Regions from separate parts of the Homo sapiens genome. Here regions 1 and 2 are each linked to region 3. A link is an interaction called in ENCODE POLR2A ChIA-PET data of the cell type or tissue named here. Cell type or tissue: GM12878. All regions are shown on one strand. Links, peaks and the distances in the headings refer to the core of each region. The heading gives the core; the rest is flanking DNA.

What was found. Peaks named below come from ENCODE experiments on the same cell type or tissue, not always from the same donor. Only the 100,000 strongest peaks of a DNase experiment are listed, where the experiment ranks them.
Region 1: POLR2A ChIA-PET joins it to region 3 with 6 read pairs; 4 of 35 experiments call an interaction of 5 or more read pairs at or near these places.
Region 2: POLR2A ChIA-PET joins it to region 3 with 5 read pairs; 4 of 35 experiments call an interaction of 5 or more read pairs at or near these places.

What each region holds. Positions count from the first base shown.
Region 1 is chr5:87,113,105-87,120,853 of GRCh38, forward strand. All of the region lies in intron 1 of MIR4280HG (MIR4280 host gene), which reads right to left. MIR4280 (microRNA 4280) reads right to left here and starts at 1,850; the gene lies at 1,775-1,850. It overlaps LOC101929380 (a long non-coding RNA gene), which reads left to right and starts at 7,044. Exons shown (of 4, transcript NR_105018.1): 1 at 7,044-7,090. RefSeq lists an enhancer at 4,437-4,536. In GM12878, for the core only: no CTCF peak of the experiment used is centred there; a DNase peak (open chromatin) is centred at 4,217; H3K27ac peaks cover 1,498 bases.
Region 2 is chr5:87,398,758-87,406,506 of GRCh38, forward strand. It overlaps CCNH (cyclin H), which reads right to left. Exons shown (of 9, transcript NM_001239.4): 5 at 6,087-6,250; 6 at 2,945-3,015; 7 at 637-748. Among named protein-coding and RNA genes, the nearest start is that of CCNH, 10 kb to the right of the region's middle. In GM12878, for the core only: no CTCF peak of the experiment used is centred there; no DNase peak of the experiment used is centred there.
Region 3 is chr5:87,294,186-87,301,934 of GRCh38, forward strand. The region is part of intron 1 of RASA1 (RAS p21 protein activator 1); the gene reads left to right. It overlaps LOC124901022 (a long non-coding RNA gene), which reads left to right and starts at 1,953. Exons shown (of 2, transcript XR_007058861.1): 1 at 1,953-5,322. It also overlaps the pseudogene RN7SL629P and the pseudogene RNU6-606P. RefSeq lists enhancers at 5,592-6,092, 6,093-6,593. In GM12878, for the core only: no CTCF peak of the experiment used is centred there; DNase peaks (open chromatin) are centred at 3,335 and 3,736; H3K4me3 peaks cover 415 bases; H3K27ac peaks cover 1,456 bases.

The DNA.
Region 1 (7,749 bases), core at 3,032-5,531, 180 kb before region 3:
TAAAGCTGAAAATGACAAGTAACACCAGTGAGGCATAAAGTGCACTAACGTTGAGAGCAGGAAATCTCGGAGCTAAACTGCTATTTTAATAAATAATAATTGTAAAAGGTTATCAGAAAAATTTTAATGAGAAGATTCATGTAGAAAGAAATATTCTAAGATAAGTAATCAAATGATTTTCCAATGTGTGTCAAAATAACAGGATACGATGTACTTGGTGTACATGAAATTGAAACACATTTGCATATCATCTGATCTGCAGTTTTTTGCAGGCTTTTGTTGAAAGTTGACAGAAGCCTTCCAGGTGTCAGTGTTTTCCCCAGATATATTTTCCATTCCCACATCTCCACACAGTGAGAATGACATTATATGCTAAAATGACATTGTCAAATTTTAGTTTAAAAAGGATCCTTATGAATCTGCCAAATACTTTTAACTCCAGATATAACTTCCATCAGCAAATGTAACATGAAAAATAAATATGGGACTGGGTTTCACAGGCCATGTGTTGAACATTTGGGAATATTCATCTTCCAGAGAGTTCCATGTTAGTGCTCTTCTGTGGTTAAAACGTGGATGTTGTGCTCTAAAATAATGTGTGGTACCTTTCTAAAGAACAGGATTTAGTTAATAACTAAATCACAATGTGAAAAGGAGGGTTGGTATTACATGGTAAAGCTGTTTGTGTTTTAAAGCAATTCATGGTTCATACTTTGCTTTTCTTTTGCTGTCTTATACAGTTAAAGTTTATTTTCTCAGTGTTTGTTTTACTTTATCCAACAAGAATTCAGACCCCTTCAAGTTTAGTACAGTAGTCCCCCCTTATCTGTGGTTTCAGTTTCCATGGTTTCAGTTACCTGTGGTCAACCACAGTCCGAAAATATTAAACGGAAAATTCCAGAAATAAATGATTCCCAAGTTTTAAATTGTGTGCCATTCTGAGTAGCATGATTAAATCCTGTGCCATCCCACTCTGTCTCACCCGGGATGTGAATCATCCTTTCTCCAGTGTATCCATGCTGTATATACTACTTGCCCCTTAGTCACTTAGTAGCCATCTTTGTTATCAAATCAACTATCACACTATTGCAGTGCCTGTGTTCAAGTAACCCTTATTTTACTTAATAGTGGCCCCAACCCACAAGAGTAGTGATGCTGGCATATTGTTATAATTGTTCTATTATATTACTAGTTATTGTTAATCTCTTACTCTGACTAATTATAAATTAAACTTTATCATGGGGTATGTGTGTATAGGAAAAAATCATAGTATATAGAGGGTTTGATACTATCCTCAGTTTTAGACATTTACTGGGGGTCTTGGAACATATCCCTTCTTGGATAAGGAGGGAATACTGTATTGGATTGTCTTTGACTTCTCTACTGAAAGAAGGTCTTCTTCCCCACCCTTTGAACCCAAGTAATTCCTACTTAAGACTGAACAAAAATGAAACTCAAAGGAATACAGAGTCAATACCAAATATTTTATGAGCAAAAGATGGGTGCAGGCTATGGAAGAATAGACTTGGGGCTACATATTAAAAGCTGCTAATCATTCTAAAGACAGACCCTGAAAATCTGTCAACAAGGAAGCTGAAAAGCTGTCATCCTGGGAGGTATCCAAAATTGGAATGAGGAAATTCACACAGGTATCCGGAGACAAGAACCAGGGTTCAGACCTAGGGCAACTCGGCACATTCTGCCAAACCCTTCCTCCTCACCCAGCACTGTTTCCGTCGGTCACCAGCATGTTCCACTGCTTTCACTCCATAGCATCACAAAGGTGTCATTCAGTCTTGAACATACCTCATCCTTTAAGGCTCTGCTCAGAACTACACTCCACCCTGATTCCTTACCTTAAGTTCCTAATGATCTTTCTATTTTGACTTCCTGTGTCATTTTCAGGTCTGTTCTGCACAATGGAAATGAGTGTATAACCATTTGTGCTGCTAAATAAACGTGGAACACAACAGTTAATAAAAAGAGATTGAAAGACAGCCTTAGAAAATCTAAGGTGAAGCTGGGCAGAAAATAAAGGTCAGGCGTGTGAGTGGGCCAGGCCCAGTGATAGCTCAGTTGCAGGTAATGCCAAAGTTAAGCCTGGAACTAATGAAGCCTTCTACAAAAGAAATACTTTTAAAATACTGATGCTAAATGCTAAGGTCAAAGCAACAGTTCAGAACCAACAACTTAGACAAGGCCAAGAAGGCAGGAAAGTACTGAATATTTGAGCAGCAACAGAATGGGGATCCAGAGAAATTCCAAGAAGTCAACTTTCAGATTTGTGTAAAGGATAAATGACACTGTGTATCTAAAGTAATTCTCCCATTCCTTTACTTCGGCAGCCTCACTCTTTCCCATCTCCCCCCAGAATCTTCGCTTTTGACCTCTCCCAAGGAACCTTTCTTATCTGAGTCCTATTTAATGTAAGCCATATCCTAGTAGAGGCCACTGAACATCCCATGGCCTTCTTATATCCACAATGGGGCAGTAACCCCCTGGAGGCAGAGATATTTTTATTCTTCTGCTCCTTATTCACAAACCTAATCTAGAAAAAACGAATGTAGAAAAGCAAGGGATTTTTGCTGTTTTAAAGTCAGGTTATTTTTTAAGTAGTTAGTTAGTTGGTTTGTTTGTTTTTTGAGACAGGGTCTCACTCTGTCCTCCAGGCTGCAGTGCAGTGGTGTGATCATGGCTCACTGCAGCCTTGACTTCCTGGCTCAGGTGATCCTCCTACCTCAGCCTCCACAGTAGCTGGGACTACAGGCACACACCACCATGCCTAGCTTTTATGCAGTATTAAGGTATTATTGGACACATTATTTATAAAGGAATGAATATCTCCATTATTTTCAGCTCAGTCCTTCCTATGCTTTGATTTGTCTAGTTGCCTTTATTGTGCTTCATAGATGCCTGTCCTAGCATGACCCCCTGCAGAGTTATCACACAACTGTTTTTGAATAATTAAAAAAACTGTAAACATTTGTTTCACATATTCCACACTTATCCCCCACCTGCAGCCACTAGTTGGCATTTCGTTCTCCTTTGAAATAGAAATTTTTGGTCCACAGAGGCTTATCAGAGTGAAACACACTTTCTTTGCTAGTGCATTCAGAGAGCGAGATCAGCAGTAACTCGCCTGTTATTTTTTTTTTTTTTAGAAATTTTATGGCACTGCTCTAAAACCCAATAAAACTATTAATGGTCATACAAAAGTAAAACATTTAATTTTAAATTTTGATTACCTTTTAGTGAATTATAAATACAAAGTGTTCAACCACAAATAACACACATTACAAATAAAACAAGTAAGTAAATTAAAATTGTAAACAAATAAATGGATAAAACCCAAAAGTCAGTCAATGCTAGAGGAATAGGAGAAAACAAACTGTGTTAAGCTTTGTGGAGCTCTGCTCTAGTTCTGCTCCTGCTTGCTACAGATATTCTCTTAATGGTCCCCTGAAACTCTTTATTTTAATAATCGAACACCAAAAGTTGTTTAGCAGCATGTGTGGCCACAAATCTAAGAAAGTACATTCCATGCAGCTAGGTATGGCGAGTTTCAGCCCTTGATATATGACTGTAAGTAGTGTGTGACAAATCTTTGGACTTCAATCTTTGGTGACACTCTCTATTCCCCTTACCCCATTCCTATGGGTTGGAACATGATCATGGTACTAGTGACCATGTAGACAAGGACAACTGATGCAACTGACATTAAGGAGAAGAACTCGTCTATTACTGTGTCTGTAGCAAAAGAGATACATAAATATTAATCTTATTTAAGTCATTGTACTAAAAGGTTCCCATTGTTTCAGCAACTTAGCTTTTACCCTAAACAAAACATCCACCAATATTTATCCAGGACTCATAAAAAAATTATCTCCTTCTGCCTTATCTTAGCTCCAACCCAACTGTCTGAAAGTGTCCAAACACTCCTCCCTACTGGCGATGGAAAACTAGCTCTGGCTATATTAACTGGGGTGAGAAAACCAATATAGTTCTCCCTGTATCTAAGCTTAAGTTCCCAAGACAACTAGAGGCCATCAACTTTCAACAACATATCACTTATTGTCCTAGTCAGGACTCTTTTCAAGACAAAAAAAAAAAAAAAAAACAGTGACCCCACTTATAGGATATAAGCTGAGGAAGCTTCATACAATGCTAGAGATCCACAGAAACCATAGCATGGTACCAACATGAGTCATGGGAACTGAAACCATTGAAGAACTGAGACAACTCAGTTACCTCTCAAGATTCATGTGCTTTCTAGCTTCTACTTCTCTCTGCACAATTTTTCTTTCCTCTTCCTTCTCTTTGCAGACCAGTTTTCTTGTAAGGGTGTCACCAGTTACATAGGGCTGCCCATTACCAGTGCTACATAGGGAATAGGATCTCAAAGAAAAGGATTATGGGCAAGGATGGTCCAAAGCACGTCGTCCAAAGATGTTAAGCTCTTAAATCTCTTTGCTTTGTTCTTAGCAGGACTCTCCTTTGATACTTTTCCTTTGCCACGGTGAAAATTCAATCTTCCTGTGGGAAGATCTTTCTAGGTCTCTTGGTTCTCTGCCTCCCTGATTCTGTGAAACCCAAAGAAGTCAAGCTCTGTGCCCAGGCCTTGAGCTAACAAGAACACCATCTCCGAAAACCATCTCAGTCTTTCTCCAGCATTCTACCCTGGTAGCTTCTCATCCTCCTGTGATCACCCTCATTTTTCATCCATCTAATGTTTTGGTTACTGATTTTTATCTGTACCTGATACTACTGCCCACACAGAATGTATAATGGGGGCCAAAGAACCATTCACCCTGGATCTTACTCAATAGACTGCAAAATAAACTTCCAATAATCTCTCCATATTAGTTTATACATGCAGTCTCTGGTATACATTTAAGATCTTATTTATAATCAAACTTTAATAGCTCATTATCAGATACCGTATTGCATATCATAAATTACTTTTTAAATATAACCCCATATAATCTTATAAATAACACAATTATATTGCATTGTAATTTATGTACAGTAGACCTCTGTTAGCCATGGTTTTGCTTTCCATGGTTTCAGTATCACAGTCCAAGAGTCTTAAATAGAAAATTCCGGAAATAAACAATTAATACATTTAAAATTGCACACCATTCTGAATAGTGTGATGAAATCGCATGCCGGCCTGTTCTGTCCCACCCAGGACATGAATCATCCATTAACCAGTGTATCCACACTGTATATGCTACCTGCCTGTTAGTTACTTAGTAGCCATCTGGGTTATTATATCAAAACTACGGGCCGGGTTCGGTGGCTTATGCCTGTAATCCCAGCACTTTGGGAGGCTGAGGCGGGCAGATCACAAGGTCAAGAGATCGAGACCATCCTGGCCAAAATGGTGAAACCCTGTCTCTACTAAAAATATAAAAATTAGTTGGACATGGTAGCGCACGCCTGTAGTCCCAGCTACTCGGGAAGCTGAGGCAGGAGAATTGCTTGAACCTGGGAGGCAGAGGTTGCAGTGAGCCGAGATCACGCCACTGCACTCCAACCTGGGCAACAGAGCGAGACTCCTCCGTCTAAAACAACAACAACAACAACAACAACAACCAGTATATATATTGGGCTTTGTACTATCTTTGATTTCAGGCATCCACTGGGAGTCTTAGAACATATCCCCTGCAGGTTCCCACTATATTAAGAGGTTACTACTGTATTAAAAGTACTCGTTTTTGTTTTTTGTTTTTTGTTTTTTTTTGAGACGGAGTCTCGCTCTGTCGCCCAGGCTGGAGTGCAGTGACGCAATCTCGGCTCACGGCAAGCTCCGCCTCCCGGGTTCACGCCATTCTCCTGCCTCAGCCTCCCCAGTAGCTGGGACTACAGGCGACCGCCACCGCGCCCAGCTAATTTTTTGTATATTTAGTAAAGAGGGGGTTTCACCATGTTAGCCAGGATGTTCTCTATCTCCTGACCTCGTGATCCACCCACCTCGAAAAGTACTCTTTCTTATGTTATAATATTAACACCTGGTTTGGGCTTAAAAAAAAAAAAATAGTGTTCCAGAAAAGAAAGGAGAGAAGGGAGAAGAGGAAAGCGGAGGGAGATCCAAGTTTTGCTGGACCTCTGAAAGGCCCTGACCTGGCTTCAGTTCCCAGCTTCCCACTTGGGTTTTATCTCGAATGAAGTTTGTGAATGCAGAGAAATGAGGGAAAGATAACCAGTAAGTGGACAACACTAGAAAGACTGGCCAGAGAGGTACAGAGGACGGAGATTTCTTTCAAGTGGAAAGGGAAGGAGTGGTTTCAAGGAGGATGTGGTATTTAAGTTGGCTTCACTATATATTATATTTTATGTAATGTGAGTGACACAAGCGTGGGAAAGTGAGAAATAGGAGAGAAAAAAGAGAGAGAGCGAGGAACATGGAAAAGCATGGGGAAGAGAAGAAAGTCGTTTTACAGCCTATGTTCAATAAACAAACGACACAGTGATCACAGTCAGACACAGCAGCTTCTCTGAAGCCCTCTCCTCTCTCAAATATTCCACAAATTACAATCTTCTATTTCTAGAGATTCATTTCTAGGGAACTAAGCAAAGCTCTCAATAGGGGTATATATTTGGTCTATACTAGTTACTAGAAACTCAGTATCAGTTGACTTACATGACTGAGAAGGCAGGGACTAAGATACAAAGTATGCAGGTGAGTGTGGATAGGGCAGGGCACCAAGTTGTGCATAGAAGCCCCACTTGGGAGGCACTGCTGGGAAAGACATCCTAGGTGGGGAAGTGGAGCATGGGTGGAGCTTGGTGGGCAAGGGTGGGCAACACGGACACTAGCTTATATGGTTTGGCTCTACGTCCCCACCCAAATTTCATCTTGTAGCTCCCATAATTCCCACGTGTTGTGGGAAGGACCCAGTAGGAGATAACTGAATCATGGGGTGGGTCTTCCCTTGCTGTTCTCGTAAGTCTCACGAGATCTGACAGTTTTAAAAACGGGAGAGAGAGCACAAGTCCTCTCTCTCTTTTCCTGCCGCCATCCACCTAAGATGTGACTTGCTCCTTGCCTTCCACCATGATTGTGAGGCCTCCCCAGCCATGTGGAAATGTAAGTCCATTAAACCTCTTTCTTTTGTAAATTGCCCAGTATCTGGTATGTCTTTATCAGCACCATGAAAATGGACTAATACACTAGCTGTGTCACACACAAGAGTAAGAATATGATAAAGTGCCCATTTTTTGCTACATGACTATTTTGCTCAGAGCCATCCAGGAAAGAAAGAAAATAAGAAAGGGAATTGAGGTTATGGAATGCCAAAATAAAAAGACCATGAAGGCAGGAAGTTTGTCTAATTTGTGCTTGCTTTATCCCAGAGCTCAGAACAGTGCCTGACACTCAAATAGGTTTTAAGCATATGAACAAATGCCTACCTGGTGATAGGCCTTGTGCTTGGGACTTTACCTGCATTAGCTCATTTAAGTCTCACACATCAACACAGATGAGGAAATCGAGATACAAAGAGTAAGTGTCTTGCCCTAGGTCATCCAGCCAATGAACAGCAGTGCCAGAATTCAAATCCTAGCCTAATTGACTAAAGCCAGTGCTATTAACCACCATGAAATGCTTCTTCACTAGACAGGAAACCAGACGATGACTATAGCATACAGTAATCTGAGTTTGGCACAACTCACTGTGATGATAGCATCATTCAGATACAAACTGGAGGAACCAGTTTTAAAGAAGGGTGAGGGGATGCAGAATATTAA
Region 2 (7,749 bases), core at 3,032-5,531, 110 kb after region 3:
GGTCAGGAGATTGAGACCATCCTGGCTAACACGATGAAACCCCGTCTCTACTAAAAATACAAAAAATTAGCTGGGCGTGGTGGAGGGCGCCTGTAGTCCCAGCTACTCAGGAGGCTGAGGCAGGAGAATGACCTGAACCTGGAAGGCAGAGCTTGCAGTGAGCTGAGATCGCGCCACTGCACTCCAGTCTGGGCAATAGAGCGAGACTCCATCTCAAAGAAAAAAAAAAAAAAGAAGTATGCCAACTTTCTCTACTCTAGCTAACAGAAGTCTGGAAGAGCATATTTGTTCCTCAGACCAGATATCACAACTTCAAAGAGACAAAAGATTAAAAGGACAGGAAAAGGTAAAAGGATTCCTTAGGAAGACCCTGACCCCTGAAATCCCATGAGAAGTAACAGAACAGGACAGGGCCTGCAAGCCAAAGAACATATGAGTCACAGCAGGATCAGAACTGCACAGTGAATGCCGAACTATTACCTTAATCTCATTAGAAATGTCCATTCAATAAAGAAAATCTGATTTTATGGATCAGTCAGCTTTCCTCTAATGAGCAAACACCAATAAAATGATTTACGAACCAGCTGGACTGGATAACAGTTATGTCTATTGATTAACACTGTCACATTAACTTACGTGATTACGTTAAGTGCAAGCTCAGCAGAATGACATCGCTCCAACTTCTGTTTCAGAACAGCAACTTCTTCAGATCTGGGTGGTTCATACTTCTTTACTAAGTTTCTCATGCCTATGTGGATACAAAAAAAGAATTTAAACTGAATAAGCAAACCTCCTTCTCATAGTAAGGGAGCTGGTTACTTTTCCATTTTGTCATAGGAAACAACACTCTTCAAATGACATGGTTATTCTCAGGATTTGCATCATTCTGCATTTCATTCTACATTAAAATCCAATAAGCACTGTATGTTTAGTTCAAGTAATTATGGCTCTCTGCTGTTTAGCCCATATCATATACAGCATAAAGCACACTATAATCTAGCATTAATTTTTGGCAAATCCTACTGGGGTCACTTCTTGTTCAGTTTTAAGACTTAAAAAAAAAATCCCTAAATGATTTAGTGAACATGTTTTGTTCTCTATCACCAACCATCTTCGTAGTATTCTATTCCATAGACAGTGGGCCAAGCATATACTTCCTGTTTTCAAAGGAAACTGTTATTACACAACATGCAATAAAGGGAGGATGCTCAGTAAAAATTTGTTAATAATCCTTTGCTTTAACAAAACGCAAACCCTATACAAAAATGTCCACTTTAGGTTAAAAGCAAACTACTGTATCAGTAACTTTATAATTGCAAAAACATCCTCTAGCTGATCTTGTTATTCAACTATAATAAACCAAAGAATACAAATTTCAAGATTAGGGGAATGATGAGAGATCCAATGGGCTTATTATTACTATTAGCCAGCCATGTGATCCAAATGACTACACTACTGACCTATTTCATAATGCAAACAAAGCAGTATTTTTAACTGAATTAATACTTGTAACTCAACACCCTTAGGACAGTATCTATGTTCCAAAAATTACAAATATCTTAGTAGCATTAAACTTCTGAGTGTTTTATGAAGAGCTGTTTTTATTTCATTTTAAAACAAGTGGAGCAAAATAAAGGTATTGAGAAGAAATCAGTAATAAAACTAAGCTATGAAATGAGTACAGTGGAATAAGACCTTTACCTACTAAATTCTATGATCCTAACAGCTACAGTCAAATCACAATTAGCTTTTAAAGTGTACCCCCTAGTGGTATAACTAAAGACCTACAGTTTATAATTCATAAATCACAGCCATCATTCTCAAAGGAAGCCCTCAGGATCACTTCGAGCAGAGAATCAGGAAATGATACATAGATGCCCTGAAGCATCTTAAATTTTAAAACACAAAATATATAAAATGTATGCCCATTTACTGTCATCGAAAATCAAGATTTCAATCTTATATTCTACTGGTTTAATATTTAATTACAATACACATTTAATTAACAAGAACAATTTACACAAGAAGGTTTGGAAACAAACATGATCGACTTTTAACCCCAAAGAGTAGCTTAGCAGCCATGACCAAGTGTGCCACGGTCAAGAATGGAGAATGCTGGCTAATCCAGCCAATAAGTAAAGTAGAGATTCTACTCAACTCTCAACACCGGCACTAATGACAGGGTTTCTCAACACCAGCACTAATGACTTTTTGGGCTGGATAAGTCTTGATTACGCAGGGCTGTATTAGTTTCCTGACATTGCTATTAAAATTATCACAAAAGTGGTGGCTTAAAACAACGGAAGTGTATTCTCTCATAGTTCTGGAGCCCAAAAGTCTGAAATGTTTCACTGTGCCAAAATTAAGGTGCTAGAAGGGCCATACTCTCTCTGGAGGCTCCAGGGATGAATCCATTCCTTGCCTGTTCCAGCTTCCGATGGCTGCCAGCTTCCTTTGGCTTGCAGCCACATCACTCCAATTTTCAAGGCAAGCATCTTTAATTCTTTCTCTGCTGTCTTAACAGTGCCTTCTCTGAGTGTGTCAAATCTCCTTCTACCTTTCTCTTAAAAAAATAATTTATCTACAAAATAGAAGTTCCAAATTTAAACATTATCCTTAAGTTATTTCCCATTACATCTTTTTCAGTGCCTAGTATGTTTCTTTATTCTTTAAAAGGATCCTGTTGTCAATCTCTAAATCCTTTCTAAATCTGACTCTATTTTCACTCTTTGCATAAGTTCTATATAAATGAACACTACTTCCTTCTATATACCTTCTATTTGTTCTAGACCAATGTGTCTTTCATGCTTCCATAATACAGTAATTCAATGAAAAGAAATCTAAACAAAAATCTGTTATATTTCTAGTTAAACACCAAGAGATTTATTTAGAAAGGAGCTTTGTATTGGAAGAAACATTTTGTAAAGTGTTCTCTTTTACTTACTTTTCATTATATCTAGTAACTGTGACAGGCAAGTTCTGTTCTCTTTCAGCATCAGACTCTCTGATAAATAACTAGTAAAGAAAAGAAAAAAAAATCTATTGAAAACATACAGCACATTGAGAAAACATGACATCATAAATTATTTTCCTCCATCCTCATCAAAGGCAATTAAAAAATTTTTAAATTTATGAATGTATAATCTGTAACTCCTATATTTTAAGGATTTATTACCACTTACATTAAAAGATGTTTATTGTTCCTTTAAGTTTAGTGACATTCAGGTACAACCTTTCAGAGGGAAAATAGTATGAAAGCAACAGTAATAGCCAGTACTTATAACATTTATATCTTTTAATATAGAAGCCCAATAAGGCTAACCTTATTTTACAGATGAGGAATCTGAGTTACAGGGATGAACAAGTCATGATCTTGTAACTTGCCCAAAGTAATAAAGCTAGGAAGCAGCAAAACTGGAATCTGGCACTAGTAAGGATTCTCTATTCCCTTAATATGAAAGCCATTTTATCTATAGTTGCACTTCTGTGGAGTAACAGACATTCAAACCAACAAGACTACCACCTAATGCTTTATAAATCTATTGCATCTTATTTGCATCAAGTCCAAATCAAAGGTGTTAAACTTACTTATCAATGTGATATAAAACCCAAATTACCTGTTTTTCTCAGAGCCACTGACAGTATGAAAATATAATTTCTATATTAAAATTTCAGTTACTCTGAAGTTTTACATACCTGAACTTGACCTATGATTGATAAAAGGCGAAATGAACAGATTCTCAAAATGTTAAATAGTTTTTCAAACACAAATGCAAAAAACTTATTTTTCTCTTGGGGGTAATAGTTAGAAAAATAGAAAGCAATGCTTTAAGAACTCTTGTTGCTGTCTTTATCCAGATTTATTTAAATTTTATTATAAAGTTTGGTAACTGTTTGATATTACATCATCATCATCTACTGTGGGAATAAATTTTGGATCTGAAAATCAGGAAATCTCCTGACAACTAATCCATTTCTGGCTACCAGTAATTCAAAATAACTAGTTTTTTCCTTTCCCTCTCCTACCTAAAATTCCTCCCATTTTTGTCATCTTCCTTTATTTTTACTCTTCATTTCCTTTTGATTTCTTAAGCATAAGGGTCATAGGTTTGGTGCTAAGAGTTGGCTGACTAGACTCATTATCTCTGTGAAGTTAGCAACTCTTAACCTCAATTTTGAATTTGAACTTATAATATTGTGGTGTTTTAATAAAATCCACAGGCAATAAGAATACCTAAAGTAGCAGATGAAAAATAAAGCTCTAAATCTGCAAGAAAGAGAAGAAAATCCAGAAATAACGGTAATAATCCTATGATTAATAATCTGAGGCATTATCCAGACTATGACAACAGCACAGGGGCTTTCCCTTTTGAAATCAGCAATAAATGTAAAGCTCATTTCCACATATCCCAAAAATTTGCCTGTAAATCAGCTGTAAGTTAAAAACGTTTGGAAAGCATTTCCCTAAAGGAAAAAAAAAAAAAAAAGGCCCAATGTCTAGTCTCTGGGAATGTTACGAAAGCCTATTAAATTTGCAAGGAGCCAAAGGTATGGCAATTTCAATTTTGCCTTCCTGGAATTATAATGAACTAAACTTCTAAGATGAAATAAATTCATTTGGACCTTCACTGAAGAATTTATAGATGCACTATATACAATGCTTCAAGATTAATCAAACTTTTGGTTATTTGAATTGTGGAAAAGAGGACTTTTGTTCCCTTACAGAATGAAGTCTGCAGGCCAGGTATGGTGGTGTGCACCTGTCACCCCAGCACTTTGGGAGGCCTAGGCAGGAGACTACTCGAGTCTAGGAGTGACTGAGATGAGCCTAGGCAGCATAGGGAAACCCCAACTCTACAAAAAAAACAAAAAGATTAGCCAAGGTGTGGCGGTGTGTGCCTGTGGTTCCAGCTACTCAGCAAGCTGAAGTAGGAGGATCGCTTGAGGCTGGGAGGTTGAGGCTGCAATGAGCTTTGACTGTGCCACTGCATTCCAGCCTGGGTGAGAGTGAGATGCTGTCTCAAAAAAAATAACCACCCAACCCCCACAAAATTAATGGAAGTCCACATCTTAACTCCATATACATCAGTAATTTACATGACTATCTTTCCTAACACAGAGATTTATCTTATTCATACTCCTAAAGTGTAGTACAGTGCATAGTAGTACATAGAAGGTATCTAATAAATGTTTGCTTAGTAAATAAGTGGAGATATAAATCACTTTGGGATTAAACGTATACATTTATATACAGTTGGTGAGCTGCGTTTGCAGAGAACAGGCATATCATAAATAAAATATAAACCTACAATCCCTTATCCTAGATGCAGATGTGTTGCGAAATTCTTATTAATAAGTATTCATGTCTTAGAAAAGTTATCTGGTGTATATATTATGAAATGTGAAATACCCAAGTGATGTCTGTAATCAGGAATATTAAGATTTCTGCAAGGGAACACAAATATTCCTATTAAGTGAAATAAAAACTAAATACAATCTGCTCTATTTGCTGCCACCTTATCAATGGATTCTGAAATTATGGATAAGGGATTATAATCATGTAAAATAGTTTTAATTAACTTTAGGAAGTTTTATCATCTTTCTTCCTCAGCTATTTCTAGGAATGAAATCAAGCAGAACCTCAAAGGTCATAAATTGAGAAACTTAATATAGAAACTAAAAATGTCTAATTGGCTGCTAGCTTGTGCTTCAGTTAGTTAACAATATTTAACTTCCGCGTGTCATACATGCTCTACAGAAGGGGAATAAAGATAAAACAAGGCAGACATTTGCTGCACTCAAGTTGCTCACCAGTTCACAGGAACTTCTAAATTTGTCATATACTGATAGCTATATCAGTCTTTCAAGGATCACCTGGTTTACTTCTACTTTAATCCTAAATGTATCCTCTTAGTTTAACAGTATTTTTCATGATGTTTAAAGATTTCCTCAAAAGGCAATTTCATTTCTTCTTCTCACCAACCATCCCAGCCACAAAGAATATTAAAGATTACAGTCAGAAATGATTCTATGAATAAATAAACCCAGTGACTGAATTTGACCTAAGTTAAAAAACTAATTAATACCTTTCCATAGTAATTCCAGCCCTGGAGGCACTAGATAAAATGGCAGTCAGGGCAATTTGGGAAGGTGTGTATAAAAGGTAAGCATCCGTCAATGCAATTCTATTAAGAAAGTCATCAGCTGTTTTCCTCAAAATCTCTGGATTCTCCAATATGGGATAGCGGGTCTACAAAGAAAGTTTGCAAATGTTACCATTTCTGAGGGTTTAAATGGAGTATAACAACAGTTTAAAAATTACACAACTCCTATTAAGAAATATATGCTATAACATATCTAAAGTTCCTAGCACAGTAATTGACACTGTCCTCAATTTACATTAATCCCTTCTCTTGGTCCTTTTCCACCTGAGTAGGAAGGGGAGGGAAGGGAAGCTCTTAGAGATTCCATTGAGTCTAAAGTAGGGCCAAGAAATACATATTCCCAGGTAAATGCTTCTCTCAGGCAACCCAGGTGATTCAAATGTAAGGCCACATGTAGGAATACACCTTATTTTTATATGAAATTCCTTCTATTTAAAATTTGCTTTCAGGAAGAAGTAAATAAAAATGAATCTCGATTTGATTAGAACACACTAGACTTCGAATTCCCACAGAAAAAGTTTTAGAGTATGCCCAAGAGATGTGGAAGACCTCCTATTTCCTGACAGTTCTTCATACCCTATAAAATAAACTATAAATCCTAAGTCCTCAGATATCCATATGCAACACCTAAAGCACTAAGAAAGCTTTTCTACACTCTGAAACAAAATATTCAGAGTCAATTATGCAAAAATGCCTCACCTGTGATATGACAAATTCAGACCCACTACTCTGACCACAATGCCTCCCTTTCTAATATATTTACTCATTTACTTCACAGCTGTTCTCCCTCCTCTGAACCTTTGCTCACTTATCCCTCTACTTGCTCCCACTCACCAGTGTCCTCTGGTCCTCATTTCTCTCCTGAATTCCCTGCCCCAATATGCTGCCAACAAATTTCTGGCAAAACCAGAAACTGAACAGTGGTTGAATCCAACAAACTTTCGCTTTGCAACTATACCAAGATTTCTGAGGGCTGCCAGAGAAAACCATACAAGCAGAAGTCTGGTAATGTTACTATAAACTCATGTTCATTGACCTCAGCAAGGCTCTTAAACACTGCCAAGCAACCATAGTATTTCCACAGACAATTGACTCTCCTATTTTTCAGTGACTGCATAAATATTTTCCATCTGTCTTAATGTCTTTGATAATTCTCAGAAACTCCATCACTCTCAGAAAACTATCTCTTACCAAAGAAAGGCGCTATTTCCTGTCAACACCAAATCCTGAGGCATAACAGTATCCTAACCCATGATTTCCCCTTTTCCACTGTTAAGAGAAAGAGCTATTATTCCCTCTAAGGCCAGTTCTTATACCTTGCTTCCAAATCCCATGCCAACCCCCTTCCATCTTACTCCAAAGAGACTATTTTGTATTTCATCTTGCTCTCACTACTAGCTCTTTGCCTCAGTATTTAAATGTGCATCAGTCTCTTCCATAAAACAAAACACAACAACAAAAAAACTCTCACCCAGTCAGAAACCTGGGGGTTCTTCCTCTGTCTTCATCTCTATATGCAATCAATCCTCATGTTCTATTGATTCTACCTAACTACAGGCTAAGCATCACAAATCCAAAAAATTCA
Region 3 (7,749 bases), core at 2,464-4,963:
TTAAGAGACAGGGTCTCACTATGTGGCTCAAGCTGGAGTGCAGTGGCTATTCCCAGGTGCAATCCCACTACTGATCTGTGTTTTGACCTGCTCTGTTTCCAACCTGGGTGGTTCACCCCTCCTTAGGCAACCTGGTGGTGTCCTGTTCCCAGGGGTGTTGATACCAAACTAATCGTGGAGGTTTACTGGGCATAATGTACTACAGTCCAGAACTTCTGGATTCTATCCATTTTTCTGCCTTCACCTCCCAGGTAACTGGGACTACAAGTGTGTGCCAGTGCTCCTAGCTGAAGCTCTGATTACTGATTTTTTATCTTTCTTACATGTGCATTCAAACTATAAGTTTTCCTCCAAGCACTGCTTTTGCTGCATCCCAGAAGTGTTAAATTGTATTTTCATTTTAATTTAAAGTATTTTAAAATTGCTCTTCACATTTCTCTTTGATTAATGTGTTTATTCAGAAGTACTTTGGAATTTTCCTATGTTTTGTTATTTATTTCTAGTTTAATTCTGTGGTCTGATAGTAGACATTATATGATTTCTATACTTATAAATTTGTTAAGGTGTGTTATTACCCAGAATGTGGTCTATGTTGGTAAATATTTCATTCGAGCTTGGAGAGAATGTGCAGTCTGCTGTTGTTGGATGAAGTAGTCTATAGATGTCAGTTATATCCAGTTAATTGAAAGTGCTGCTGAGTTAAACTATATCTTTACTGATTTATTGCTGGCTGGATCTGCCCATTCCTGATAGAGCCATGTTGAAATCTCAACTCTAATAGTGCATTTATGTATTTCCTCTTGAAGTTCTGGTTTTTTTTTATTTTTACTCTTCATTGTTAGGCATATATATATTAAGGATCATTGGGTCTTCTTGAGGTATTGATCCCTTTATCATTACTTAATGCCTCTCTTTATCCCTGGTAACTTTCCATGCTCTGAAGTTGGCTCCGTCTGAAATTAATATAGCTGCTCCCACTTTCTTCTGATTAGCGTTAGCGTGGTGTATCTTTCTCCATCCCTTTGCTTTTAATCTGTATGTGTTTTTATATTTAAAATGAGTTTCTTGTTCATATAGTAGGATCTTGTTTTTTGGTCTACTTTGACAGTGTCTTTTAACTGGTATATTAGACTTGATGTTTAAAGTGGTTATTGATATAGTTAAATTAATATTCACCATATTTCTTACGATTTTCTATTTGTTGCCCTGTTTCTTTGTAACTTTTTGTTATGCACTTTTTCTGTCTTTTGTGATTTAATTATTTTATATGATTTCATTTTTCTCTCATTTTTGAGCACACCAGTTATATATATATATTTATTTTATTTTATTTATTTATTTATTTTTTTGAGACACTGTATCACCCAGGCTGGAGTACAGTGGCGTGATGTTGTCTCACTGCTCCATCTCCCTGGCTCAAGTGATCCTCCCACCTCAGCCTCTTAAGTAGCTGGAACGATAGATGCACACCACCATGCCTGGCTAGTTACTGTTTGTGCTTTTTTTTGTAGAGATAGGGTTTTGCCATGTTGCCCAGGCCGGTCTCAAATTCCTGGGCTAAAGCAATCCACTCACCTTGGCCTCCCAAAGTGCTGGGATTATAGGCATGAGCCACCACGCCTGTCCTCTAGTTTTGGTTTTTTTTTTTTGAGATGGAGTCTTGCTCTGTCATCCAGGCTGGAATGCAGTGTTACCATCTCTGCTCACAGCAACCTCCACCTTCCATATTCAAGCAGTTCTCCTGCCTCAGCCTCTGGGGTAGCTGGGATTACAGGCGTGCGCCACCACGCCCAGCTAATTTTTGTGTTTTTAGTAGAGATGGAGTTTTGCCATGTTGGCCAGGCTGGTGTTGAATTCCTGACCTCGAGTGATCTGCCTGCCTTGGCCTCCCAAAGTGTTGGGATTACAGGTGTGAGCCACTACAACCAGCCTTTTTTTTTTTCTTTTTTTTCCTAACTTAAGTGTTTGCCCTGGAGCTTGCAATATACATTTACAGTTTTCCAAGCACATTGTCAAATAGTACTGTATTGCTTCATGGGTTGTGTAAGTACTTTATAATAACAAAATATTCCTGTTTCCTTGCTTCTGTCCTTTTCTATCTTGTCATTCATTTCACTTATACATAGGCATACGCAAGCAGATACATCATTGCTATTATTTTGAACTGTTACCTTTTAGCTGAATTAAAAATAAGAAAAATAAAAGTTTTTATTTTGCCTTCACTTGTTCTCTCATGTTCTTCCTGAGTTTCTGACCTATATCATTATCCTCTTTCATGAAATTATTTTAATGTGTCTTGCAAGGCAGGTCTACTGGCAACACAAGTCTTCAATTTTTGTTTGTCTGAGAATGTCTTTATGTTTCTTTCACTCTAGAAGGATAGTTTCACATGGTATAAATTTTTAGGTTCATGTTTTTTTTCTCTCAACACTTTAGTTTAATTTCATTCTACTCTCCTGTTTGCATTGTTTCTAAGGAGAAGCTGGTCTTCTGTAGGCAAGGTGTTTTTTGCCTCTGGTTTCTTTCAAGATTTTTTTCTTTGCTTTTGATTTTCTGAAGCTTGAATATGATATGCTTAGATTTTTAAAAATTATTTTTAGGTTTTTAGGGGCCTCAGTCTTAATGTTATCTGAGTTTTATGGATCTGTGGTTTGGTGTCTGATATGAACTTGGAAATTCTTAGTCATTATTGTTTCCTTGTGTTACCAGTGTATTTAAGTTACACCTTTTTTAGTTTCCTACAGTTCTTGAATGTTCTACTCTTTCTTTTTCCTCTCTTTTTTTTCTTTGCTTTTCAGTTTTGGAAGTAGTTTCTGTTGTTAGACCCTTAAGCTCAGAGATGCTTTCCTTAGCTATGTTCAGTCTACTAATGAAGCCATTAAAGACATTCTTCATTTCTGTTATGTTGCTTTTGATTTCTAACATTTCTTTTTATCCTTTCTTAGAATTTCCGTTTCTCTGCTTACATTGTCTATGTATTTGCATATTGTCTACCTTTTTCATAAAGCACCTAGCATATTAATCATAGTTTTAAAAAATTCCCAGTCTGGTAACTCCAGAATTCCTGACATGTCTGTTTTTGATACTTGCTCTGTCTCTTCAAGCTGTTTTTTGCCTTTTATTATGTCTTGTAATTTTTTATTGAAAGGTATACATGATGTACTAGGTAAAAGGAACTGCTGCAAATAGGCCTTTAGTGATGTAGTTATAAGGGAGGCATTGTGTAGTTCTAGTATTAGGTCCCAGTTTTTTGGTGAACCTGTGCTCCTGGACTGTGAACATAACCATTGTTTCTCAGTCCCCCACCCTTATCCCTGTCACCTTTAGGTGGGACAGAATGGTTAGAAAGGACTGGAATTTGGTATTTCCCTTCCCTCTTGTGAAAGGCTGAAGTGAACTGGAGTTGTTTACAGTACTTCTTTACCCACAGGTAGGTTAGGCTCTGGTAAATTAGTTTCTGTTCAAGGCAGGCCTTGTTAAGAACTGATTGCTCTGGCGTATTTCAAAATTGTTCTTTTTTCCTTCCCCCTACCAGAAGCACAAAGGGATTTTTCTCTGATATTTACTGTAAGGGCATAGTAGAGCTCCTGGAGGTAAAATTCACAAGAGTGTCAGGGCCTCACATGACTGGATCCTCCTGGAGTTTTTAATTGTCATTTGTTGGCACTGAGTCTCCAGCAATTTGTCATTATAGTTGAGGCTTTCTTACCCTGGCACTGGTTCCCAAGGAAGTTTCTGCTTGTGGGTTTCTGCTCTGATGACTTGAGATTTTTCTCTATCTGCCTACCTGTCTCTCAATTTTGGGGAACCGTGGTTTGCCCTGTGACCTCACTTCTCTGAAGGATCTAACTACAGCTATTGGTTTTTCAGTTTGCTTAGCTTTTTACTTGTTAGGATGGAGTGGTGACTTTTAATCTTCTTACATGTAAAGAAGGAACAGGAGGCTGGGCACGGTGGCTCACACCTGTAATCCCAGCACTTTGGGAGGCCGAGGCGGGTGGATCACGAGGTCAGGAGATCGAGACCATCCTGGCTAACATGGTGAAACCCTGTCTCTACTAAAAATACAAAAAATTAGCCGGGCATGGTGGCGGGTGCCTGTAGTCCCAGCTACTCGGGAGGCTGAGGCAGGAGAATGGTGTGAGCCAGGGAGGCGGAGCTTGCAGTGAGCCTAGATCGTACATGCCACTGCACTCCAGCCTGGACGACAGAGCGAGACTCTGTCTCAAAAAAAAAAAAAAAAAGAAGAAGAAACAGGAAGGAACAGGAAACTGACAGGCAGCAGCTTAAAGCCTGTTTAAAGGTTACAAGTTTTAAAGGGGTTAAAAAGAGATTGGTTTGTGGGAATTCGGAGGCTACATCCTTTCAGAGAATGAGTAGTTAGAGGGGATAGCAAATTAAAGGGAGTAGTTTTTTCAGAATAGCAAAAGATAATATTTGATAATGTTTTTTTATTCTTAATAGTAAATATTTAGCTATTTTATAAATCAATCATTGAGGTTGGATTTTTTGTTTTTACCCTAGTGTATTTGAAAGTAAATGATGCTTTATTTTCAATATTTGCTGATGTATTTAATCAAAACCTAGAGAATTGAGATAGACATTGTATCAGAAGAAAGCAGTTTTGAACAAAGAGAGCGAATTACTAGCCAGTTAACAAGTGTCAGCTGTTTTATAAGCATGGCATAACACTTCCTAAATTGTGCACTGCATTGTTCAGTTAAAGGAATTGGCGTTCTGTGACTTTTTGACAGTTAAATAATTTGAGAACTTCTGCATTTTGGGCCTGTGCTCTTGGAAATCCAGAATGTACATTAACTTATTTATGCCTAGTGTTCCATTAATGGAACGCTAAGCATCTGGGAGTTCTTTATATCCTACTGCTCAAGGTCATCGCCAAGGTCTGATTTTTCACCCTCAAAAAATTGCAACCTTAGACATAAATACAGGAGTCCTATGAGTCATTAATATACTAAACAAACTTTCTTGTTTAACTCTGCTTTTTCTAAACTTACATGCTTAGTGATCATTCTTTGCAGGGCGTGTTTTGAGAAACATAGTAATAGCAAGTAGTTAAGTTTCTATCTACCTGGTGTTCACAGTGGGAGTAGTATAGAGGAAGAACCCAAGTTTAGCCTTTGGAAAACCTGAGTTTGTGGTTTTTAATGCTTTTAGTGAATCACTATATTGGAAAAGTTAATTTAAGTTCCTCATGATTGTTTCCTTTTGTAAAATATAGTAACATTTCTCCATTTCTAATTCACAGTGATGCAGATGTTTTATAGTTACCAAAAAGGCTATAATAAAGTACTTACATATAAGGTTTGTATATGGTTCTCTTTTCTTTTTTATTGTCTATATGTAAGGTACACAACATAATGTTTTGATATGCATATATGTAGTGAAGTAATTACTACAGTCAAGTAAATTAACATATCCCGCATCTCCCATAGTTAACCGTTTGTGTGTGTGTGTGTGTGTGTGTGTGGTAAGAGTGCCTAAAAAATATGGAATGCTTCACAAATTTGCATGTCATCCTTGAGCAGGGGTCATATTGATCTTTTCTCTATTATCATCCCAATTTTTAGTATATGTGCTGCAGAAGTGAGTACTGTATATGGTTCTTACAAAGAAGGGGAACGTTTGACACCTGCTTTCTGGTGGTAGGTGTGATGTTGATGTGAATTGTTCCAGGAGTCAGAAACCTATATAGATGTTGAAAGAATAAATCAGTATGCAAGGGAATGGTGTGTTAACATTATGTAGAGGCAACAGTGCTAAGGAGTTATACTATTTTCTTATAATTTTTTTCCTTTGGACACTATAATATGTGGTGAAGGGATGACCAATAAAACAAGAATAATAGATATTTAGTGTTGCTTATTAAGAGTTAAGCGGAGGGCTGGGTGCAGTTGGCTCATGCCTGTAATCCCAGCACTTTGAGGGGCCAAAGGAGAGAGGATTGCATGAGCCCGGGAGTTAGAGACCAAACCGAGCAACATAGGGAGACCCTGTCTCTACAAAAAATAAAAATAAAAAGTTTAGCAGGGCATGGTGGTAGCACACTTGTGGTCCCAGCTACTTGGGAGGCTGGGGTAGGAAGTTCACGTGAGCCCAAGTGGTTGAGCTTGCAGTGAGTTCTGATCTTGCCACTGCACTCTCACTCGCTTGGATGACCAAGCGAGATATGTCTCATAAGCTGGGCAGGGTGGCCTCTGCGTGTAATCCTAGCTACTTGGGAGGCTGAGGTGGGAGAACTGCTTGAGGCCAGGAATTTGAGACCGCCCTTAACAACCTAACAAGACCCTGTCTCAAAAAAATATTAAAATAAAAAGAGTTAGATGGATTACAAGAAAGCTTCCCTAGCTGGTAAGTTTATCCTGCTTACTAATGACAGAAATATAGTTGAAACATGATAGAATAAAGTTTTGGATGAAATCTTATGCAATTATTTATAAGGTAATATCTACAATTTAATTATTTTGTTGTAAGGATGTTAAAATGAGTTTTAGAATAATGCATACTATTAGAAGAGCTTTTTATATGAAAAGAAAATATTCAGATTTTTTGTTATTGAAAAAGTTTAAAAGATGATTATATGATTAAAATTTACATAGTTAACGAACAGAGAAAATGAAAAATGGTGACAAAATCCTGAGAGGTATAAAACTACATATGCCAAAGAGGCAGATGCATGAATTTCTGTCCTGTCTCTGACCTTAGTGGGCATGAGGCATTAGTCACGGAAAGGCAGAAAAGATGAGGCAGGGTTAGGTCCTGGCTGTGAGTCACCCATTGACTCAGCTGTTAGTACCAACCACTTAGTCTTAGGCTGCTGAATGGGACATAAGTGAATTTTCAAGTTACCACTGTTGTGGCCTCTACAAACATTTGGCAGTATTGGGGGGTTAAGGGAGATTAAGTCCAAGACAATATAACAGATGAGGGAGAGGGTAACAGCTGGACAACACATTGTTATAAAGTGTTTAGTGTAGATATAATTTTGACTGTCTAATGTTTTATTTATGTATATGTATAATTACATATAATATATATGCACATACTAATTTTAAAGCATGCTCCCTTTAGTGTTGAAATGAAAGTTTTAGTATAGAGTTTTTCTGTATTTAGAATTACTTTTTTTCCCTTGGGTATACTTTTTCTTGAAGTATAACACATATAAAGCATAGTATCTTCAGTGTTCAGCACAATGAATTTTAACAAGTGGGTGTACCTGTGTAATCCATACTTAAAGAACCCCAGAATATTATCAGCATCTTAGATGTCTTTTTGTGCCTACTTTCTGCCTAATACACACACCACCTCTTCCTGAAAAACAAAATTCTAACTTCTTGTATCCTAGATTATTTCTGACTTTTTGAGTTTTATATAATAAAATTGAATCACATACAGGTTGAGTTTCCCTTAATGCTTAGGACCAGAAGTGTTTCAGATTTCGTATTTTTGGGGGGCTTTATTTGCATTATACCAGTTGAGCATCCTTAATCTGAAATCCAGATATTCCAATGAGCATTTCCTTTGTGTGTCATGGTGGTCCTCAAAGTTTCAGATTTTGGAGCATTTTGGATTTCAATTTTCAGATTAGGGATACTCAACCTTTACTATCTATTCTTTTGTGTGTTACTTTGTTATGTTTATGAGATTTATTCATGTTGTTGCATGTGACACTATTTCACTCATCTCCATTGCTTGTGTTACATTGTGACTATACCAACAGTGTATTATCCT